Regions from separate parts of the Mus musculus genome. Here all the other regions are linked to region 3. Evidence: chromatin loops called from intact Hi-C (ENCODE). Cell type or tissue: left cerebral cortex. All regions are shown on one strand.

Region 1 (2,500 bases), 610 kb after region 3:
TAAGGGAAAAGGATGTATTCTGGTTCCTTTTTGTGGTTTGAGTAGACAGTCTGTCCCAGCAGAACAACACATTGAGAGCATGGAGGCTCATGGCTGTGTCAGCAGGGTTGTGAGTGAAGCTTTCTTATGTTTCTGAGACTCTAGAAACAAGAAGACTAGGCTGGAAGCAGATGTAACTTTAAGACAAGCCTCTCTACCCCTACGGGTCTACTCCCTCTCTCTAGGTCCCACCTCCTTAAGACTTCACAATCTCTCAAAACAGTGTCACTAGCTATGGACCAAGTTTTCAGACAGATGAGTCTGTGAGGGACATTTTACATTGCAAAGCCCAAAGGCTGGCTGAATTAATGATTGAAAAAGAAAGTCCAAATGGTATATTTCTTAGATTAGCATTATGAACTAACTCTAGGACATCTAGTAACTCCTAAACATGTATCCAGGCATGTTTGTATCTTACAGATGCAAATTTTAATGCTTGGATTAGATACTCTATGGCCCCAAATGAAATTAAGGAAATAAAGAAATGCTGCTATAGAATAATCTTAGCCTAAGTGATGCTTTTCTCAAAAAAAAAAAAATCAGTGAAGAAAATGTTTTTCATATGATTAAAATATGTATGAAAATCTTTGCACCTTGGGCAAGTATCACCTTTCATACAACCCAAGAACTAATGATAAAAAATAGAAAATAGAACTGAGAAAGAAAAAAATACACTATGCCCAGAGGCACAAGACAACAGCGTGCCCAATGAGACAAACAAGTTCTAATGATTAAAACACAGCACATGCTTGCCATACCACCTGGGCTCGAAATATATTAGAAATGAATGTCATCGCAATTAATAACCTTCCGTCTCCTGCCCACATTCATGGGGCGGGAGGGGGGATAAACAGAAGTTCAGTAATTGCAAAACTCAGAAGGCAGAGTGTTGTTAGTTCTGCAATAAATCCCAAGGAAAAAAATGTGTTTCTCTCTTAATGAAACTACCAGCAGCCAAAAGATAATATAAGGGAAATTTTGTGGCAATTCTAGGATATTGTTTCATAACACTGCCCCCGGAAGTCTGACTTCAGCCGTCTGGTGTCATGGGCTCCAAAGAAAGCGCATCCTCGGAGACAGGCAGCCAGCTCCACTAAAAGCTCACCATTGCTTTCCATGGGCTTTAAATGATTAAAACAGTCCTAATAGAGAAAGGAAAAGATTGCTGATCTGCTGACTTTAGAGGAACTAGCCTCTTCCAATGACTTATTCATTCCGAAGGCAAATTAAGCATGTACCAAAATAGGAGGCAGAGGTAGGAAAGTACTGAGGTAGATGTTCTTCCTGACATCTTCAATCTAAAGAAGAAAATCATCTACGTGAGGGAGGAAATGAAGCATCTCCAAAAGGGTACATTGTTGCTTACTGTGGGGCTTTTGTTTCATTTTGGATCATGTTACCATATCTGGGTATTTCTGTCCTCCCATTGCTCTTCCTTTTTCCCATTTCCTTTTTCCCCTTGCCCCATATTTATTTTTTCTTTTATTGTTTGCTTGTTTTAATTTTCTGCCTTTTGTGATGCACAGAGTTTAATTAGTATTGCATGCATAAGCATGGATGTATGGTTATTAAATGGAGTGTGTACAACTTACCCGTACCTACTACCTTGAAGAAAATGAGGCCCTGTTCCCAGGCCATGAACCTCCATAGATCCTCAGGGCAAGTCGCTCCTGTGAATCCCTTCCCCGTCCATGACGGAATGTTGATTGCATATTGTGCTTAATACCGTTATGGAAACAAGCCAGAAGCTCAAGTTTAAAATGATAGAAGCCTTATTATTAGATAGTCAAAACAAAACAAAACAAAACCTAACAAAACTAAACCAAGCCAAACAAAACTAGATCTTCTTGGAGTGTCATTTCAGCTAATACTGATATGCTTGTTTGTTTGTTTGTTTGTTTAGTGTTTTGGTTTGTTGTTTTCATTTTTGTTTTTTTTTTTTAAAGAGCAATGATCAAACATAGGAGAAGAGGAAATTCCATGATTGAGAAAAGAGCGTTAAAGACCATTAAGATGTGAAAAGCATGACATTATTAGAAAGGAAAGGGGGGAGTGAATGAAGTCTGTCTTTCAAGGGATGGGGGGAGTCTACACATATAGTTAGAAAGAACAGCACAGCTCCTCAGATCCTGAGGTCCATGGGTAGGAGGTCAGACTGCGCTCAGTACAGCAGTGAATCACTGAAGGGTTTGCAGCAAGGACATCATCTGTGCAATTTCTATTTCAGGATAATCAACTTTGCCTGGAGCCAGAGCTCAGTGGCAAAACACTTGCCTGACATGCACAAAGACCTGAAGTATATCCTCAATTCCACAGAAGAAAGAGGAGACAGGGAGGGGGGAAGACTAACCCCGTTTATAATACTGCATTAAAGAACTAGTGTGGAAAGACGAAACCCATTCTGACCTTCATACATTAAGTGGCAGCAGTGAGTTAGGAGAGACGAGCAATTATAACATAG
Region 2 (2,500 bases), 400 kb before region 3:
CTTGAAATGACCTCATGTGGTCATATGAAATCCCTTTGCTGGAAGAGAAAAATAAACCAGCTGCCATTATCAGTCAACAAATACTGAGTTGAAAAACCTTTGTGAAAACTGATTCAGCGGTCACATCAGCAAACATATCTTGCCCAGCTCATGACTTGGGAAATTTAACTGGGTTTCTTTCTAAAAGTATTTGAGCTTTCTTTAAGTAAAAGCCTACGTCTGAAACACAACGAATACAAACGTATCTGTAAAATCACCAGGGTTTGATGGGGATTCTCTTTCTCTATGTTTTATTTATTAAAAAAATCCTGGAAATTCCTATATTAATTGCTAGGTTGTGCTGCATCTCATCTGTTGCACATGTGGAAAATGAGAGCCACGCAGCAATTCAGAGACTAAGTTTTCCCTCTGCTTCTGGGCAACTTATTTCACGCCCAGGTTCCCCACAGTCATGAAATAAGAACACGGCATTACCTGCATATTTTTTTGGGGGGGGGGTTATAGCAGTATTTGCTTGATTCCAGAGTTATCATTATTTATAATTTTACAGAAACCATATTTCTCTCAGGGTTAGATACATAACTTAGCAGCCTGTCTATAAGCATTTCATAAATATCTCTAAACCACTTAAGAAAATTCACAGTATATATCAATATAACAACCGGATTACCAGCTAGAGAAAAAGTAGGAATAGTTTTACAATGCTGCAGGACAGGAAGAGAAGAAACATAGAATGATTTTCCTTTGTAAATAGATAAGGCACTCTTAAAAATATGTGTAAATAATTAGAAGATGTCACAGTAGTTAGACTATTCCCTCCATATTTAGATATTTTGCCCAGAACCCTTTTTAACCTGCAGGAATTTCTTCTCAAGAATTCTGTTTTTCCAGCGAAGCTTTGCCAAGCCCACAGTTTCTGTTCACAAGCGTTATAAATACTTTTAATGTCAAGCTCTAATCCTGAGCAAGATGACAATTTTACATCTCTAATCATGAGTCAGACGGAGGCATTTCACACGCCTGTGAGGCAGCAGTGGGTGTCCAAGCTGTTTAGACCACTGATCCTTCAGCGTTTATCTTCTTATGGAAATTTTGAAAAGCATAAAAATGCCACAAAAGTTGACCTTTGTGTCTTGTGCTGTGATCCCTCACCTCGGATCTGACAATCATCCACGGGAAAGATGACGCTGTGAATTACCAGAGGCTTGAAAAAGATTCAAAACATGATGAGTCTCTAAACCCTTTTCCTGGTTTCATGATGAGAAAGACAAGAGGGCATGCTTCCAGGAGAATTTTCACAGTACCCCTAAAGTGTCAGTGCTTTAATTAGGACAATATTTCAAGTGTCACTGGATAAGATGACTAAATAAAGCTGGAGGATAAGCTGGTGGAGGTGAGAAAGTCCTTGAAGGCACTTTAAACTCTGCAGAGAATCCAGAGACATCTATTCCGCATCATAGGAGAGAACAACAGTTCACTGTGATTTACACCTCCAGCCCTCAGTGTAATCCAACGCTGGCTTGTTTGTCCTCATGAACGGAATTTGTTTTGTGTCCAATATTCCTGTTGGTGGTGCATGGTTTTTAATGCACAGTGGGATCTTTTCCTCACGATCATCTTTTAATTCTATATCTTACTTCGAATTTACGTCTAGCCCAAAGATGAGGAAGACATACACTGTCTGTTCCTCTGGAATATTTTCTCCATTTTATTCTCCCTGTTCCTCCAGCAGACCAAGTCTCACGTGATCTATGGGGACTCAGCTTAAATCATCTCCATAAAGTCTTTTCATGTGCTCTCTCTCTCTCTCTCTCTCTCTCTCTCTCTCTCTCTCACACACACACACACACACACACACACACACTCACACACACACACACTCACACACTTTTTCACATCCTACCTTTTGTCTACTGATGAGCTTCTACAAGGATGCTCTAAGCATCTAGTTTGATATTATTTAAAGCTTGGGCTCAGGAGTCAGGATCCCTTATCATTAGCAGTGCAGCCAGCTCTCTGACTTTCAGATGTTTACTAATGTCACTGTATTCACCTTTTTCATCTAATGGATAGACATGACGAGGGATGCTTTGTGGGTTTACCTGTGTGACAGTCTCTTGGTGCAAAGGAACAACTTGAGTGGTGCTTTGCTGAGTGAATAGGAGTGAATGGTTTTTCTGTTGGACCCATTGTTATTTTCCTTGAAGACAGAGATATTTTTTTTGGTCTGGTCCATTGCAGAGCCAGAGAAAATGTTTAACGAGCAAACATTTTTTTTTCTACTCTTACTCAGCAGCAATGAAGATCATTTTATTAATTTTTGAGGGAGTCATTTTAAATTAAAAAGAAAACAGAATCCCCAAAGCAAAACCCTTTCCTCTGCTTTTAGTAAACATGGTAATAAAATGGATATCTTCACAGAAGGAAGATGCCCCAGTTAAATAACTACATCTTGAGTTAAACTCAATTCAAGGAAAGCCTTGAAAGATTTTGTAAAAAA
Region 3 (2,500 bases):
ATCTCATTGCATTTCATTCCCTCGGCTAACTTATTCAACTAACCAAACTCTTCCATATCTGATCAGACAATTTATATAAAGTTTATTCTTCCATTTTTTCCTCTACCATTCAAATTATTCCTCATCAGATCTTGCTAGTTTGCAATACTCTAAAATAGACTTCCCTCCAATTTTCCAATGTGGGTCAATTCTTTTTCTCTCTGATGGGCCAAGCCAGCATTTCTGCTATTTTGCATCGTCTCTATTCACCTCACATATTACAGCAACCAGTTTACCCCTGACAGCTGCAACTCAAACCTTATCAACTCTTGACTCCTCTTTATTCATTCAGACCCAGATTACATCCAGGTCCATATGGAAATCAGAATGAATTGGTGTGTCTTCTGCATTTTTTATATTGCCTTTGCTTTATAGAAGATACTTTTTTAACAATTAATTTATCTATTACTAATCTTTGTGTCTTCCAGTGGTCATTCAGGGTTTAAAACATAGGTTTCCTATCTTTTGGATATCTGTTTCCAAATATTCTGCAATGTATGAATCATTTAATAGCCTTGGACATGTCGTTATAATCAATCACTCTGATAGCACCTACACTGATAGCATTGTTCTATTAAACAAACCCTTGGATGAATGTGTCCTTACAAGATGAAACATTAATTCAAGGAGTCATTCAAAAAAATTTAGAAGTTCTACATGGCAAGGCCTCTTTTAGATCTGGACACAGAGAGAATGAGAACTTTCTTGGTCTGGATGTTGACTCTTTCTGTTCAGCTAAGATAATCTATCTTATTTCAATGATTTAAAGATTTTTTTCAACATAAAAGCAAAACTATCTTTACAAACTCTTGTAGGGCCTCTATCATCAGAACTGGAGGATAGGCAAGATGGAGTAGAGGTGATACTGGTGAGTAACACTTACAGACATTAGAATTCAGAGTGCATAACTTGTTGCAGATGCAGCCATCCATCCATTGGCACACTTTCTTTGCTGTCATTGTCAAGCCCTAAACACCAGAAAGACCCTTCTCTCCTCCTGCTCACACTGAATACAGCATATTAAAGCACAGCAGCCCACAGTGGGTATAACTGAAATGAAGCATCCTGGTTCTGTCAAATGAATTTCTGAGCATAGGCTTTGTGTCAGTCCTAGCCCTCGCTCTGTCTCTGATAAGTGTGGGCACTTCAGAGATTCCCAACTTGTTCTAGGTCTTCCATTTCTTTTCTGTCATCGAGAGGCTAAGATTTGATATCTCCAGGCTCTTTATAACTCTAATTTTCTGATTATCCCATCTTGCTTACAAATTTGGTGAAGGCAACAGAAGGAGTCAGTTCGTCCATTTGCAAAGAGAGTTGAAAGCTGGCATAGGAATTCAGGACTGCATGTGGGAAGATGTGATTATAGTACAATCATTATGATTCATCAAGAGAATAAATTCCCTTGTTGGTTACACATACACACTCCCCACCCCTTCCCACTCACAACTTCTACTTCCTGGTTTAGGAACAGTCTAAAAGTAGAGGATGGTTGTGGATGGAGTGGGAAGAGGGGAGGGAAGTATTCTCTATTTGGAAGAGACTTTCTGGAAGCTCTTTCTCCTGCTCATTTGTACCACCTACGGCATACAGTGCTTTTATTCTTCCTTACAGAATGTTTGATTATCATAACCAGACAGAAAGTAATAAGTCAAAATAGTTATTGTCACTTCTTTCCAAGCATAATGAATTCAGTTAAAACATTTGCATACATACACAAATGATGTTTTAATTTATTGAATAAATTTAAAAGGATTTTGAAATGAGGAGACAGAGTCAAATGAAAGCAAAGAATTGTTCTCTAGTAAGGAAACTCCAGTCACATTCCAATGCCTATGGGGAGATAAAAAGTAAAAAGACACAATTTGCCCTTTAAAAGCAATTTTCTACCTTTTTGTACTGTGATAGAGTGAGCCCATTTTTAAGTAATCAAATAGCTTAAAAGCAGAACTTATAAGTCAATATTATTAGCAGGTAATATTATCTCAAGGTCTTGCTAGGTGATAGAGCTGGATCTGCAGTCTGAGATCACAGCATGGAAACTACTGGACTTGAACTGTTTCAGTGATTGTGAGGAGCTCATGCCAGCACACTGCACTTAGCTGAGCTTTTTGTGGTCCTCAAAGTGAAAGGCAATTTCCAGTGAGAGCAAGGGAGCAAATCTCATTTCTCCCTGATGCTCCTTGCAAGGCACCACTAAACCTCCTGGAAATCGCCCAGGAAACAATCAAAGGTGAGAACTGAACATTGGAACGAGGTCAACAAATTGTTTAGGAACCCTGGATCTGAGTGGACAGGAGAGTCCATGAAAGAGGAAGGCAATATGACTCTTACGTGTTAAGAACCTTAAGCTGGCAGCAGGTGATTGTTACAGACAGTTGGCATTTCTCTAAGTCTATAGGTTGAAACCCTTGCCTGGTACTATTATTTATTTGGAAAAGGGGACTAAGGAAGGGACTAAGCT

The links. Peaks named below come from ENCODE experiments on the same cell type or tissue, not always from the same donor. Only the 100,000 strongest peaks of a DNase experiment are listed, where the experiment ranks them.
Region 1: it touches region 3 in a loop (8-fold over the local background); 4 of 42 quality-filtered maps call a loop at or near these places.
Region 2: it touches region 3 in a loop (8-fold over the local background); 2 of 42 quality-filtered maps call a loop at or near these places.

Annotation. Positions count from the first base shown.
Region 1 is chr6:35,595,792-35,598,291 of GRCm38, reverse strand. No RefSeq gene overlaps it. Among named protein-coding and RNA genes, the nearest start is that of Mtpn, 57 kb to the right of the region's middle. In left cerebral cortex, no CTCF peak of the experiment used is centred here; DNase peaks (open chromatin) are centred at 1,068 and 2,307; H3K27ac peaks cover 698 bases.
Region 2 is chr6:36,607,318-36,609,817 of GRCm38, reverse strand. No RefSeq gene overlaps it. Among named protein-coding and RNA genes, the nearest start is that of Mir490, 190 kb to the right of the region's middle. In left cerebral cortex, no CTCF peak of the experiment used is centred here; DNase peaks (open chromatin) are centred at 1,027 and 1,264; H3K27ac peaks cover 616 bases.
Region 3 is chr6:36,205,858-36,208,357 of GRCm38, reverse strand. No RefSeq gene overlaps it. Among named protein-coding and RNA genes, the nearest start is that of Chrm2, 180 kb to the left of the region's middle. In left cerebral cortex, no CTCF peak of the experiment used is centred here; a DNase peak (open chromatin) is centred at 1,477.